Linked DNA regions of Homo sapiens: region 1 is linked to region 2. Evidence: chromatin loops called from intact Hi-C (ENCODE). Cell type or tissue: ascending aorta. All regions are shown on one strand. Links, peaks and the distances in the headings refer to the core of each region. The heading gives the core; the rest is flanking DNA.

Region 1 (7,735 bases), core at 2,082-4,581, 140 kb before region 2:
TCTTTAGTAGCATTCCACCTTCTTCCATTTCCCCAAGTCACCCTAGCCTTCTCGCCCCTTCTTTCTTTGCACGTTCGGGCCTTTTTAATAAGAAAGCACTGAACACTGTCTACTGTTGGTTTGTTTTGCTTTGTTGTTGCTTGTGCATTTTTAAATCTGGGAGGACCATTTGTTCAATGGCATTCTCAGAATATAGACGGGTATATACATACCGACTTTAGTGACCAGTGGGTCATTGATCTTCAAGGAAATGATGATCCTCTTTGCAGGGGATTTTTCTTTGGTCTTCTTAGGTGATTGAGCTAGTAAAGGAAATGAGATGATGATGGCAGGATGTGATAACCGTGGTGAAGACACAGTGGGAGGCACCCACCACCCTGGCATGACCATGAGGTATCAAGATATGTATCACACTATATTTTATTTGTTTCATAGATGTAATTAATTAATTAATTAATTAATTTTTGTGTGTGAGATGGAGTTTCACTCTTGTCGCCCAGGCTAGAATGCAGTGGCACTGTCTAGGCTCACTGCAACCTCTGCCTTCTGGGTTCAAGCTATTCTCCTGCCTCAGCCTCCCAAGTAGCTGGGATTATAGGCATGCTCCACCATGCCTGGCTAGTTTTACATTTTTAGTAGAAATGGAGTTTCACCATGTTGGCCAGGCTGGTCTCGAACTCCTGACCTCAGGTGATCTGCCAGCCTCAGCCTCCCAAAGTGCTGGGATTACAAATGTGAACCACCGCGCCCGGCCTATAGACGCATTTTTAAATACTTATTTACTTTGAAATAGTTTAAGACTCATAAGAAGTTGCAAAAAGAGTGCAGAGTTCCCACGTATCCCTCGCCTAACTTCCCCCAACGATCCTACATAGCCCTGTGCATGGTCAAAACCGAGAAACTGATGCTCACACTGCATTTTACATATTTATGACCTCCCCCATCCTTTCTCTTATTAGGCTTTGAGCAGTTTAAGGGCAGACTGAACCTCAGTCATTTCTGTAACCCGAGCACCTGGAGCAGTGCAGGCAGGCAGTGGGAGTGCCACCTGCTGCAGGGTGAACATGGGACTGAGGTGTCCCTGTGGTGGCTATTGTCACTCTGCCCCAGAGAGCTCCACTCTGGGGACCCCTGCCACCAAGGATTTCCAGGAGGAAGGGAAAAGGTAGCCCAATTCATTGCTAGCCAATGCCATCCACTCAGTCATCCTCGAATGTGAGCTACAGAGTGGCACTGCTCTCAGGTCTCCAGAGGTGCCCCACACCCTTGGCACAAAAGCCAAGGCCCCACTAGCAGCCCCAATTCCCACATGGCCTGCAACCCCTGCCCACCGCTCTGCCCATCATGCCCCCACCTAGCCCCTCACCGGCATGCTCCTCGGGATGGTGTGGGGCTTCCGCCCTCCCTTCCTCATCGGGGGTCTTCTCACATGTCCCTCCCCCCGAGAGGGCTTTCCTGACCCCAAATGTAAGGTAGCACCCCACTCCCCTGCTAACTGATTTTATTCTTCTTCAGAGACTAATTTGACCACGACCTTCTATTTACTACTCTGTGTCCCTGTTGTGCTTTTCCCCCAAGCAGCTCAGCTGAGGTGGTTCACTTGCCGCTCCACCCACTGGGCCCATCCCAGGCTCACACACACTGGTGCTAGTAAATATCAGCTGAATGAACGCAGCACATGGATTCCATCACCAGGGAGCTCAAGGTTCCAGATAATGAAAAATGATGTGAGCCAGAGCCAAAAAGCCCATCATCCTGTGCAACTATAAAGAAAGAGAGAGCAAAGGATCCTTTCCCCTCCATCTCCCCTCGCTGTCATCCGTCACCTGGCTCTGTGCTGGCTCTCACTGAGTAAATACTCACTGAGAACCTACTAAGCACCAGGCTTGTTCCACTCTGGGTCACATTCTTCTCCAGTATGACTACACGGCCTCCCATCTGCTCACGCCAGCCTGCCATCCACCCCGTGGCAGGGAGTAAATGGGAGGATGCATGTGAGTGCCTGGCACACAGTAGGCATGCAGGAGGTGGCAGTTAATATTACAATGTGTCACAATATTTGTCATGCTTTCCCAGCATTTTGGGCTTGTCTGTCCCCTCAGATGGTAAGCTCCTAGCACAATGCCTGGCATAAGCTAAGCATTCCACATAGGAAGGAAGGAAGAAAAGAAGGAAGAGAGGGAGGGAGGGAGGGAATCAGTTATGTCAGAGTAAGTGAAAGATAGGAATTCAGTATTCCCTCCAGGTTGAGTAAAACCCCAAAATTGGATAAGATATCAATAATTTGTTCATACTCTTCCCCAAAGTTCTCCAAAGCCAAGGTGGTTAGTTTGTTTTTAGTAAGTGGGCCACTTCCTCCTTGGATTCCACGCTAGAGAATAAACACGTCCTCTCCAGGACAGCTGCTCCTCCAGTCTCCATGGAAGGAAATCAAGCAGCTGGAGAGCCTGTGCATCTCTGCAGAGTCCAGCAATCCAGGGTCTGGCCAGAAGTTCCAGGATAGCAACACAGATGATATTGAGAACATGAAAGTGATAACCGTGAGACAGGTATGCAAACCACCATTGTGAGATATTTTCGCTTTTAAAGGCACATGAAGGACTGTGACTGTTCCTATTGAAAGACGTGAATCCCATGGCTTGATCGGTCCATGGAACTTGCGAGGAGACCCTGGAGTTGTGACAGTCCAGGGCACTGGGATTTCATCTCTGCACCTTCCCTCTTGTCTCTCAGCCAGGCGTAGCCTCTAGCAGGGAGGCTTGGATCAGAGTGGCTGTCTTAGCAGGGCTAAATGTTTTCATTTTAGGGACCCATTCTAGACATGTTAAAGACCGTAACGTTAATGACTCCATTTCCACTTCCAAATTCTCCTGCTTTTCCATGAACTCACTGTCTGGCTCACCAGAGCCTTTCACTGATGGCCTGATGAATGTTTTGACTTGGGTACAGGGGAGATGGAAGAGCCCAGTCTGGCCCTTGAAGACACTGGGACAAAGGCTTCAGAAGAGCACAGAGGCTCATGAGCCAGCACCAAGCTTGTTGCAGTTCTGCAGGAGCCCAGCTGGCTCTCACTGCCTGCACAGCGGGGAAGGGCTGAGTCAGATTCCCGCAGGCAGTGGGGCTCTCCCTCCAGGCTCAGGCTCAGGGAGGGGGAGTGACTGGGGGCTCCGGCTGCCTGTCTGGCTCTAGAATAACAGGGCTTTGCTGTCATGTCTTGGAAATAGAAAGTCCGTCATGACTGGTATGCTGGCTGGCTTTGGGGGCCTCGAATTTTCCGTGGCACCTGCTTATGAGTCAGCCCGAGGGGATGCCAACCTGTAGCCCAAAGCAGCAGCTGGCAGTGCAGATGGAGACGACTTAGAGACCAGGTGAGAGGAGGCTGGGGTGGTCAGGACTGGAAAAGGAGACAAAGAAAGAAGTGGCCTACATTCTTTCTGGAATAAGGTGGAAGAGAGACGAGAAGAGAAGAGGAAAGAAAAGCAAAGACAACAACAAAATAGATGCACACATGTGGGCCTCAAACCAGCATACTTAGGGCCAAACAAGCCACAGATATCAGAATTCCACCTTCCTTCCAGAAAGCTCTTCAGAAAATTCCACATAGCCTATTTTTTCTTTTCAAAGAAGTAGGTAGAGTCTCTATGTCTGGGCTGGCCAGACAAGACTCGGGTTATTACAAAGATAATAACTGGCATGTACTGAGAGCTTGCTGTGTGCCAGGCCTTGTTCTAGAACCTCACACCTAGTACCTCCTCTACTCTTCAAAGCCGCATCCTAAGAACTATTATCCCCATTTTACACTTGAGGAAACTGAGGCTGTCATGGGATGAGATAACACTGTGGAGCCTTACTCTTGACTGCTAGAGTGACCGTGGTCTCAAAACAGATAACCATGTTCCAAGCTGGGACCGTCAAGCTAGAGGGCACTGGGGCTCCAGCACTGGGTGCCAGGGAGGAAGTACCTCGCAGAAGCTCCTCCAGCTCCCTCAGGGGGTGTGTGGTGCCCTGCGCCAGGGCTTTCAGGTAGAGCTTGGCCAAGGTCTCAGACTGAAAAAGCTGGGGCTGATGGAGCTCCCATTTGAAGCCCAGGCACTCGAGAATCACATCTGAGGACAGAAAATGATGCTGAGCAAACACATCAGTAACGTCCCCACCCAAAGATGCATCAGCTTCCTCTCCCCCAGCTCCTTTGCTCGGTGGATCATTAAGCACATGAAGCAGGCAAGCAGCCTCCCCAGGCATCTCAGAAAGGAAGCAGTGAAGTGTGGGCCTCGGGGGCTTAGTGGCTTTGAGGGGGACACCAAACCAGTCTTACAGGGTCACCCAGGACATGTCACGTGTCCAGGACAGCTGTCGGCTAACAGCTGTAGGACTTCAGAGGCACTTGTGCTGCCCTCCAATGTGGGGAATGAGGAAAAGCTTCATGGAACGAGGACATTGTCTGGGGCACTCTTGGGGGGCCTCATTCTGGCTTCCCCTATGACAGTGTTTCTCAGCCCCGGCACTGTAAACATTTTGGGCCAGATACGTGCCTGTTGGGGTGCTGTCCCGTGCACTGTGGATCCCCAGTAGCAGCCCTGGCATCTACCTACTACATGCCAGTAGCACTCCCTCCCCAGCGGTGACAACCAAAAATCTTTCCAGACATTGCCAAGTGTCCGCAATGAAGCCAAATCACCCCCCAGTTCCCTGTTGAGAACTACTGGGCTATGAATACAAAGCATGACCCATCTGAAAGGCAATAGCAGGCCCACCAACGAGGGTAGGATTCTCATGACCCTCTTTGACAATATAAAGAAGGCTCTTTGCAAACTGTAGAAGACTTTCTTCAGGGGCATCTAACCTGAGGATAAAATCAGTGATCACTAAAAGAAGAGGCTTTTTGATAGAGGAGGGCAGATGGCGAAACCAAGGATGCCAGGCCAGGTGAGGCTCAAGAGGCCATGGGGAGAGGACTCTGCATGGCTCAGCTCCTGTGTTGTTAGTACAGAGCTGGGGGGAGGAGAGGTGCCTAGAACCCTCAATCTGAGTGCCAGACAGGACCTGAAGGGTCACTAGCCCCATCTACGTATTTCTTGATTTTGCCATTAGTTTCACGGTGTGACCTTGGGTACCTGATTCTTCTTCCTGCTATTATTATTGTTATTCACCCATGTTATGATATTGTTTAGTGCTGGGGTTCCGGGGGGTTTGCATCTCAAATATTACATTGCCTTAGGTGGTCTGGTTATGCTGAGTTAGAAAAAGTCTCAGCCCATCAGGGTGATTATAGGCAGGAGCGGAATTGTGGATACAGCATATTCACTCACTGGATGTCAATTTCCACTTTCAGGATGGCCAATGCATGGCAGCCATCACTAATCAATCCAGAGCTCTTTCTCTCATGCCAGGAGATGGTCTCAGACTACTTCTCCTGTTCAGAGTTGAAGGAGAGAAAAGAATTTATTAGCCTTTCTTTGGAAAGGAGTCTGGCTCTGATCTCAGGCAGTCACACCATGCAGTAGGCTTTATCCAAAAAAAAAAAAAAAAAAAAAAAATCCACTTTAAGAAGCTGCCTCCTCATGAGGCTCAATGAACCTTTTTCTAGCAAAAAAGGACCTATCCTGATTCTTGATCCTGCCTCAGAAAAGTCCTCTTGAACAAGTGCAGCTGTGAACGTCCAAGTCATGACTGGTTAGAGCCCAAAGAGACAAAGAACAGCTGCTTTATGCTTGCTGCACTCTGTTTAGTCTTTCAATACAAAGACTACTTTTTTTTTTTTTGAGATGGAGTCTTGCTCTGTCACCCAGGCTGGAGTGCAGTGGTGCAGTCTTGGCTCACTGCAACCTCCTCCTCCTGGGTTCAAGTGATTCTCCTGCGTCAGCCTCCTGAGTAGCTGGGATTACATGTGCATGCCACTACAACTAGCTAGTTTTTGTATTTTTAGTAGAGACGGGGTTTCACCATGTTGGCGAGGCTGGTCTTGAACTCCTGACCTCAAGTGATTCACTCGCCTGGGCCTTCCTGCTGGGATTACAGGTGTGGGCTATTTATTGACATCAACACATTTGTCTTTATCATGGCGAGGAGCATATGAAAATGTGTTTACCAAGCTTGACTTCACTCACTGCACATTTGACAAATATTTACCGGGCACCTATTATTTCTTAGACGCTGGGAAGTGGATGAGAATTGCAACTTATACACTAGCGCCCTGGTTTATGGACTGGTCTCCTTCCATAAAGACCACAAGATGCCCCTGAAATCAGCAACATTCTGGCTTAATCCATGGATAACACAAACTCACCTGCTTCCCCACTTTGGATGTCCTTGTTCTTGAAATTCTCAAAGAAAAACTTCTGGATTTGTGAAATGCATAACCTCAAGGGAAAATGCAAATATAAAATCCAGGAGTTAATACTGACATTTTTCTCCAACTACAACATGCATTATTCTAGCATAAATGTCCTTAAAGCACCCATTGATCAAGCTAATCATATCTCGCCCTTTGGAAGAGTTTCCTCAGGTCACCATTTGCCGATCTGAAAAACTGTAGGCTTTCTGATAGCTGGCTCATAATGTGATTGCTGTGTTCAGTTTGTGGGTAGGCCTTACCGAGGAGATATTTCAGGCCATAATTGGCTGCCTGAATGACACCTTATTCAGTGTCTAAAACATTATCTAGCATATAGTAGACACTCAGTAAATATCTGCTGGGAGAAAAGAATAGAGGGTTCTGCTCATTTCTGGGATGTGAACTCACCAACATTTTTCTTTAGAGGTCATACAGGTCCCATTCTCAGTGTGTCCAAAAACTAAACCTAGCATCTACCCCAAATCCTACCCTGCTCACTCGGATTCTCATTTCAGGAAATGGCACCACCAGCCTGCAGTTGCCCAAGCCAGCATGCTGAGTGTTGTTACATCTCATCACTTGCCTAGATCTTTCGAATTTGTCCATCTCTCTTTGCTGTTCTTGCTATAGCCTTCGTCTAAGCCCCTGTGATCTCCCTCCAGTCACTGCCAAAGTCTCCCAGCCTCCGGCCCTGCTCTGCTCGGAGGCCTGCCTCCCACAAAATGCAAATTTGGTCTTGTCTCTCTCCTGCTGAGAATCCTCCAGTGTTTCCCCATTGCTCTTGGGGGAAAGCCCAAACTCCTTAGCACGGCTAACCAGCTCCTGCATATTTCTGCAGCCTGGTCCCTCAACGGTCCCCACTCCAGCCCTTCTCAGCAGCCTGCACCTGGACCTGCCAACTGCTGCTTTCATCTCTTGCATGCACTGCTCCCTCTCCCAAATGCTCTCCTCCTCGCCTTTCCCCTTGCTAAGCTCCTACTCATTCTTCAGAATAAACTTCATTGCCGCTTTCTCTGGGGATGCTGGGCCAGTGGCTTTACCCCTGCCCGTCCTGGGATTTTCCCCTTAAAACTCCTTCTGGAGTGTCTTGTGGCTGCCTGTTTACTTGTGTATCCTCTGCAAGACAGATACGGCATGTGTTTACTGCTATGACCCTGGCACAAGCCATCATGCAGGTGCTCAGCAATATTCATTAATGAATCCATGACCACATAGATAAACACCATGGACTCATCGTGTTAAGCCAGGAAGTGAAACAAAATTTGAGTCACATATTCGCAGCTTAAAGACAGTCATCCCAGAAAGCCAGCCAGCCAAGAGACATTTGTGACCACAGCTGCTCTGTGTCATGCAGTGTCAACTTCACCACGCTGTCTCCAACAATCCCAGGAGACCCCATGG
Region 2 (8,314 bases), core at 2,716-5,215:
GGAACAGAAAAAGGACATTAGGGAAAAACTAAGAAAACGTGAATCAACTATTGTATTAGTTCATTTTCTGTTGCTTATAGCAGAATACCTGAAACTAGATAACTTATAAAGAAAAGTAGTTGTTTTCTTACAGTTATGGAGTCTGAGAAGTCAAAGGTCAAGGGGCAGCATCTGGTGAGGGCCTTCTTGCTGGTGGGGACTCTGCAGAGTACAGAGGTGGTTCAGGGTATCCTATAACGAGGGGGCTGAGTAAGCTAGCTCGGGTCTTTCTTCCTCTTCTTATAAAGCCACCAGTCCCACTCCCATGATATCCCAGCAATCCATTAATTCATGAATGGATTAACCCATTCATGAGTGCAGAGCCACATAACCCAATCACCTCTTAAAGGCCTCACCTCTCAATACTGCCAGATTGGGGGTTAAGTTTCAGCATGAATTTTGGAGGCAACAAATACTCAAACCACAGCAACTATAGACTTTAGTTATTATAATAAAGATGTATCAATATATTGATAACTTTTTTTTTTTGAGATGGACCTCAGGGTCCATGCACATGCTGTTTCTCCCCAACAATATCTATTCTCTTCTGTATCTTCAGCAACCTCCGGCCCAGCCCACACATAAACCCACTCAGCCTAAGCTCTCAGTCGATTCCCTGGGAAGCCATCCTCAGCTACCCAGACTAAGTGAGGTTGTGGGTCGCATCCATCCAGGGTGCTGCACTTCTCCCCTAGTAACTCATTGCTCCATGTCTATCTGCCAGCACTGGATGCTCCTTGAGGGCAGGACGGTGCCTGTCTTCCAGACCTCTGTGTCCTGTCCCTAGCACAGTGATTGGCCCAGAGTAATCCCAAGTTCATGTTGCTGAATGGCTCAGATGTGTAAATGAATGAGATTCAGAAGCAACCCACACAGAGTGGGCTCCAGGGCTAAAGGTGAGATCACCCAGTGTGCCTTCTATGACAGGTTGAGAGCCGTGAGCCCATCTGACCTCAGGAAAGAAAGACATAGAGCAAATGGGTACCACTTGTGTCTGCTGGTGCCAGGAGGCACCAGAGATGCTCTCTGACCCTAACACTGCATCAGCAAAAGGTCTGAAGGTTGAAATTTTTATTTTAGATTTCATCAAAAATCTACTCTAGCCCTTGGATAAGTTCTTTTAAAAAAAATGAGGTATAACTTACATACCAAAAAATAGTAAAATTCACTCTTTTTAAGTATATAGTTCCACAAATTTTACAGAACATTTCCATCACCCCCCACAAAGATCTCTTCATGCTCATTTGTAGTCAATACAAATCCCAGCCCCCAGTGCCCACTGATCTGTTTTCCATTCCTTATTGTTTTGCCTTTCCCAGAATCTCATCTAGACTGAATCATGTAGAATGTAGTCTTTTGAGTCCAGTCTTTCTCACTTAGCCTAATGCATTTGCGATTCATCAATTTAGTTGCATGAATCAATAGCTTGTTCCTTTTTATGGGTGAGTAATATTCCTTGGCATAGATATACCACAATTTGTTGATCCTTTCACCAGTGGATAGATATCTGGGTTGTTTCAAATTTGGGGCAATTATGAAGAATACATGCATACAAGTTTTTAGGTAGACATATATTTTCATCGTTCATAGGTAAATATCTAAAAATGGGATTGCTGGGTCATATTGTGGATTTATGTTTACCTTTATAAGAAACTGAAGGGCAGAATATTTGAGAAGAGTAATTGTATTTCTTTCTCCAACACATTTTGGTTGTGCACCTACTATGTCCAAGGCAAACCAAGGGTGTTTCCCCAAACAGCTGGGGATGTTCCTGCTCCCCAACCTCTGCTTGTGCTATCTCACCAGCAGAAAAGCAGACCTCCCATACATTTCCTTGTCCTTGGGCCAAGAATTATGGCAGACCAGGCACTGCGGTGGATCCAAGAGGGGTGGAACAAATGTTCCTGCTCTGCCAACAACAATCTGAAGGATGGAAAGTCCCTCTGGGACTCAGGACCAACAGAGCTGCAGGTAGATGCCAGGAGATACAGGACAGAGAAGAGTTTAATGGTCTAGGTGGCATCATCCAGATAAGGCAGACTCTGGTCCAGCTCTGGGCCCACCCTACTGTTACCCGGTATTCTAGAATATCATCTGCATGTGGTGATGTTCCCTTCCTCTGATTTCTCTACTACTTCCCGACACTCTGGTTTGGCAGCTGGTTGTCTACGCTTTGGGCACCCCTTATATTCTTGCCCTCTACCATGGCTTAGCTTTCAGCACTGTGTGCTTCCCAGCCAGCAGGAGCTCCCTGAGGACCGAGGCCTGCCGTTCTCAGCACACCCAGATGCATTTGGCTCTCTACAAAATACTGTCCAAGAATGCTCTTTAGGAGGCTTTAATGATTTATAATCAAAACCAACTGCTTGCATGGAAACAGGAGTTCCAAATACTTGCTCTAATCATTAACTTTATGTGTCAACTTGGCTGGCCCATTGAACCCAGATATTTGATCCAACCTGTCTCAATTTCACTGTGGAGATATTTTTTACATGAGATTAATATTGAAATCAGTAGATTTTGAGTAAAGCTGATTACCTCCTATAATGTGGGTGGACCTCATCCCATCAGTTGAAGGCCTTAAAGGAAAAGGATTGACCTTCCCCAAGGAAAAGGGAATTCTGCCAGCAGATGGCCTTGGGGCTCTGCTACAACAACTCTTCCCTACTCTCCAGCCTGCCCTGCATTATTTCAGACTTGCTAGCCCCCACAATCACATGAGCCAATCCCTTAAAATAAATCCCTCTCTCTGCATATATATATACATATAAATACATACACATATAGATCATCCATCCATCTATCCATCCTATTGGCTCTGTTTCTGTGCAGAACCCTAACGCACTCGCCCACACCATGCTTCCCACTGTGACATGAGGAGCAGGTGGGCAAGGGTAAACCTGAGATCGGCTATGGCCCAAAGGGTCAGAGACATGGTCTCACGGGGCCAAATGGTCACCACCTTGTTACCATCCTAAATGCGGCTCACCCCAAGACCTAGGGGGCAGAGACCACCAGGCCCCTGCTCTCCGGGGGCAGGTGCTGTGGAGGGGGACTTGCGCAATACCTGCTGAGGTCCTTGGCCGGATCTGGGCAGGAGGGAGTGGAAGCTTCTACTCTGTCACCAGCTGGGGCAGATGGCGAAACTATGTGTTCTGCAGCCGAGGGAGGAAGACCCGCATGGGCAGCAGCTGGGGAGATGCTGGGGACACAATGAGGGAATTATTCCACATGGTGCTGGGCTCATTAATGGCACATTCATCAGGCCCCATTCACCCCACCCAACCCACCCGCCCACACATGGAATGGACTCTTTAAACCCCAGCACTTGGCTCCCCGGCTTCCCCATCCAGGCCTCCACTTCTGCACAGCAGGGCCTGTGGCTGCAACGAAGTGGCTCCCAGGCCAGGCCCTTAAGCTCCTCCCTCCTTAAGCTTCTGTAGAACCGGGTTTCTTTAACAGAGGCAGCTCAGGTGTCCAGGACACGCTATGTGAGTTTTCTCGTTTGATTTTTGTTTAGAGGAGAGGATTTTTTTTATGATGATTTCTATTCGTTTGTGATAGGCAATGAAACTCTACAAGGTGAGAACTAAAATACAACTTTACAAATTCCCCAGGCTTTGCCCGCAAATCCCAAGGCTGAGAAAAATCCAGGGGAAAAGGATGATGGGAAATTCGGGAACCTGCCCCGGGACCAGTTGGGCCACCCGTGTCCTGGGGGAGGAATGAGTTTCAGAGACGGAGTGTGGCCCTCGAGTAGGGAACGAGTGCCCCCTGCTGGACAGCCAGGGAACCACAGCGTGCGGGGCCTCCGGGGGTAGCACTGGAGACCACTCCCCACAAAAGCCAAAAGGCACAGGCTTGCAGTGCAGAAGAGGTTCTGATTTTCCCCACTGGCAAAAAGCAAGGCTAGCAACGGCCTCCACAGACTAAAGCCTGGGAACAGCTTTCAGGGTGGTACCCTCCCAGCCTCTCCAGCCATCCCTGCTCTGGTCCACAGTGGGACTGGCCAGGCTGAAGGTGTCTTGGGGTAGCCAGGCTGGAATACAAGACTCAGCACAGACGGCCTGAAACCCAGCCTGAGGTGGTAGCTGGGGTTTGTGGCGTCACAGCCCTTGCAGTGAGGGATCACTGCTTCCCTCTGCGGGTAAACACCTCCAGGGAGCTCCCAGATTGCAGGAGTCCAGGGTGCGTGGGCCTCTGGGCTGCTATGTCTGCTCACTCCATCTCTTCGAGGTCCACCTGACAGGCTAGCACCCTGGTCTGAAGGGCAGCTGCCATAGGCACCCACACTGTACACTGGACAGAGGACTCAGTCTTGCCCATAAGTCTGGTCACAGCTTAGCAGATTCTGCAGGTCCAGCAGGCACTTCCCAGCCCCTCACCGTCCTGGCCTCAGAGCTCCACGAGGACAGGGGCCACATCTGCCACATCCACCGCAGGATCGCAACCCTGGGCCAGGCCGCCCACAGCAGGCAGAGGGGATACCGCCAAGTGTCCAACTGGCTGCAACCAAGTGTGGGAGCAGAGCCAGGGCTGGAACCCATGCTGCCTGCTCCCTCGGGGCTCCACAGAGGAAAACAGAGCCCAAGAAATAACGACCTAGGAAAGCCCAGAGCAGACCAATCCACGGGGGAACAAAAATTACAAGTGCTTGGAGGAAACCCAGCAAAACAGCAAAGTGGATTCACAGATGGAGTGACTGGCCTCCTTTGTCAAACTATTATTTGCAACAATTTGGGCAGTGGCTAAAATTAATCATTTTGTAAAAGAATGACTCAAAATGAATAATGCAAACTACCAGAGGCATTTAAGCTCCTTAAGAGAGCTATTTTGCACTTTGGAGGCTGACATGTACTCATAATCGGCAAATGGACCACTTACAAACGCAAACTACTAGTCTAACTTCGCTTTCTCAAGAAATTACACTGCTGTGCTCCCCCCTCCACCACACACATCCCACCAAGATTTTACTTAGTTTAATGCAAATTGTGGAAAGGTGGTATTGTTTGTGGTTCTGTGATTTAAGGGTACTGTTTATCAAACTGCAAGGAAGGATCTCTGTCTTAGAAAACAGTGGCGGGTGGGGGGGAGATGCTACCTTAGATCTGTGGCCCGCTGCTAATCACAACAAAGCCAGCTCTGTGACAGCTGACAGCCCTGGGATCTGATGCAGATGCCCAAGGCTACACCTGCCCCATCTCTGAGAACACCCTGGGGCAGCACAACCAAGGCTCACTCACCAAGCTCCCCCGCCTGCCCTTAACACCCACAGCTGCTCCTGTTCCTGAGGGGCCACCTGGCTGCTCCCTCCTCCCTTCCTTCTGTTGGTCCCAACTGCCATGGCCACACCCTTCCTGCGCTGGCTGGGTCCCGTTAGCCAAAGGCATCAAACAAGTGTGACTCAACAGCTCATTTAAGAAAGGCGCCCCCCTCCTTCCACCGCCTGTTGGCTCATACCCAGGGGCCGAGGAGGTCAGGCTCCCACGAGGAAACACTCAGTGACTCACCATCCAAGCCCAAGCGCTAACACATGGGCCCCCACAGACACCTCCTGGGCCCAACAGAACTTCTCCTCTTCCCTCCTGACCCTCCTCCTCCTCCCCCAATTTTCCCAGCAAGGTAGTGGCACCATCAGCCCGCCAGGCCCTGGCACTGACTTCCAGTTCTCTCATTCCCATGCCCCTCATCACCCCTTCCTGCTGAGTCACCTCCTTCTCCTTCTGGAATCTGCCCTCTCTGAGCAGGACTCCTGGGCTATCCTGCTGTGCCTGCTTTCCGTTTTGTCCCCTCAGATCCAAGGCCCCACAGCCACCAGAATGACCCAACTCAAGTTCTGATCAGGTCCTTCCACTGAGTAAAGCCCTCCCTGACTTTCCACGGCATTCGGAAGCTGGTCCTCCAGGAGCCTAGTCAAGGTCCCTTGAACTCCCCCTGAGCTGCCAGAGGGCAATGTTGCTCAAGCAAAGCGAGTAAGCAGGTAGGGGCAGCCGGCAGCCAGCTCCTCACCAACAACCCCAGTCAGCTCCCATCTGCGTTCAAGCCTCCCGTGACCAGCAGTGACTCCTCTTAAAGACATTGTTCTCAGGAAGTCGGGCCCTGAACAAATGCCCAGGACCAATCCCAGGCCTTTGCAGAACCTTCCAGACAGCTGCCAAACCCAGCCCAGAGAGAGCAGGGCACTGATATGGGGTCCGCACATTCTGTAGTCTCATTCCACCTGCTAGAGTTATCTTGCTGTCTTCCTCTGGCGGAAAGCTAGCCTGGGGCTAAACATCTGGGATGCCTTTTTCCATTTAAGGAGTTAATCAGTGTTTTCCAAACCTTATTGGAATAACGAAGAAGCTGAATTCAAATTCATGTAGAGTGTTTATATTTTTGGAAGAGGAAGGATATGTTGATTTAAGTTCAACCTGCTATTTCTTTTTGTTTAGGACAGAGCTGACAGCATATAAACCACCACGCTTTCAGCAGACAGCCATGACTTATTGATCAAGGCGTTCTTTCCTGCTAAGCCCAGCTAGACAAGACCTCAGAATCCATCGCAACACAGATCCCTAGAGAACCATTACCAATGGATCAGAGACGATGGATCTGAAGAGTTTGCTGTCCCTGAGTTAGCACCTTGCTAAGGTCCTCACAAACAACAACTGGTCCCACTGCCCATTCGGCTGCAGTCTCCAGCCACACACACAGCTCCAGGGCTCACATTCAGCCCGACAGCCCTGCAGATCCGGCCGCAGTGAGACACCGTCAGCAGCTGTTGTCCTTTGATTCCCTGGTCAGGGCTTTTGAGTCCCGCTAGGCAGATCCCTCACTGAACTGATAGCAAATTTCATTTCAGAGATTGGCTGGAGCTGCCAAATTAAGCCCTTGTGCAAGGACAAACACCAGAGTGGCCCAGGCTGTCACGGGAGGGTGATAACAGCCCCCAAGGTGCAGGCCAAACACATCAGTCCTGTTGGCCAGATGGGTGACAGCATCTTATCTCCCATTTCACATCACCATCTGGAAGGCATTTAGCACTAACAGCCCTTCCTCCCAGGCCTCTTGATTTTTTTCTTCCGAAATTCCCAAGTGCACATGATCACATAATAGGGCAAGCGTTAAGGCCGAAGACTCAGGTCATGCTGAAGGTGAGATGCAAAGTGCAGAAAGGAAAGTGCTGTGAAATTGTGGGTTTGGAGAGCCAGGCTTGGTTGATACAAATGCTGGACAGCCAGTCCCACGGAGGCCTGGGACTTGATAAAATGAGACTCAGCAATGGGAGATAGAACAGGCGTCTCTCAGAGGCAGCCACTGAAAAGCCCCAAAGCCAAAATCAGAAGGTGCTGAGAGGTGCTTGTGAATTGGCTGGAAGCTCCGAGGCAGGCACATCCAGATATTTCTGGTCGTTGGTGAGATCCACCAGCATTCGAGCACCAGCCAGTTCACGTGAGAGCGTGAGCAGCCCCAAACAAGCTGATCTGCAGATTTCCAGCGGGCGCTGGGCTCCTGCGCAGTTAACCCTGAACTGGCTGGTCAGCTCTTCCCTGGCACACGTCTATCCACTTTACCTTCACAGAGAGAGCCCGTGCTCAGAGGAGGGATGTTATTTTCAAATTTGGCACAAGCAAAACTTAAGCAGGAAGGAAAATATTCACCAAGGGAAAAGTGATAAACACCATCCCAAAACCATAGGCGAGGCTTTGGTCTGGCTTGGATCGTCCAAGTTATGAATCCCCACGCCTGGTCATCACCAGCAGCTCTGCGGGCCCAGGGGCAAGATTTCCTTATGTCCTGAGCTCTCTGGGGATGAGTCCTGGTTTACAGAGGCTACAGGGGTGGAGACACAAGGGATAAAAGGAGACTGATCTTGGATATCCAAGATTATTTATTCAGAAAGTCAAAATCTGCCTATACAGATAAAGCAGCTCAAGAAGCATGAAAAACCAAAACAAGAACAGAATCTTGTGTGAGTGTGAACCGTATGAAATTCTCAATATCTGACACTTGCCAATGTGGCAGTTCATGTGGTTCAACCCCAACAGCAGCCAGACAGACAATGGAAACTCAAAGGCTCTGAAGAAATGTAAAGGTGCACCCCAATTCACTCAGCACGCTGGGTGCTGGCTTCACAAATCTGATTCATGAATGTCAAAGTACCTTCTAAAGGTACAAAGGAATTCTGTTATTCAGAGAAGACTTTTGGGAGATCCATTTTCTAAATTAAAAATAATTCCTCCACTTTATCATTCAGTCTTTGTTTGTTTGTTTATTTTTTGAGACTGAGTTT

Evidence for each region. A loop is a pair of places that touch in the nucleus more often than their neighbours do. Peaks named below come from ENCODE experiments on the same cell type or tissue, not always from the same donor. Only the 100,000 strongest peaks of a DNase experiment are listed, where the experiment ranks them.
Region 1: it touches region 2 in a loop (2.6-fold over the local background); 7 of 110 quality-filtered maps call a loop at or near these places.

What each region holds. Positions count from the first base shown.
Region 1 is chr10:122,282,476-122,290,210 of GRCh38, reverse strand. It overlaps BTBD16 (BTB domain containing 16), which reads right to left. Exons shown (of 16, transcript NM_144587.5): 4 at 6,287-6,360; 5 at 3,963-4,106; 6 at 213-302. Among named protein-coding and RNA genes, the nearest start is that of BTBD16, 15 kb to the right of the region's middle. In ascending aorta, for the core only: no CTCF peak of the experiment used is centred there; a DNase peak (open chromatin) is centred at 3,170; H3K27ac peaks cover 2,500 bases.
Region 2 is chr10:122,138,499-122,146,812 of GRCh38, reverse strand. TACC2 (transforming acidic coiled-coil containing protein 2) reads right to left here. Exons shown (of 23, transcript NM_206862.4): 7 at 3,107-3,241. LOC124902518 (a long non-coding RNA gene) reads left to right here. Exons shown (of 2, transcript XR_007062323.1): 2 at 1-509. Among named protein-coding and RNA genes, the nearest start is that of BTBD16, 130 kb to the left of the region's middle. RefSeq lists enhancers at 5,345-5,639, 5,365-5,659. In ascending aorta, for the core only: a CTCF peak has its summit at 3,847 (motif pointing left); DNase peaks (open chromatin) are centred at 3,790, 4,009 and 4,562; H3K4me3 peaks cover 488 bases; H3K27ac peaks cover 2,067 bases.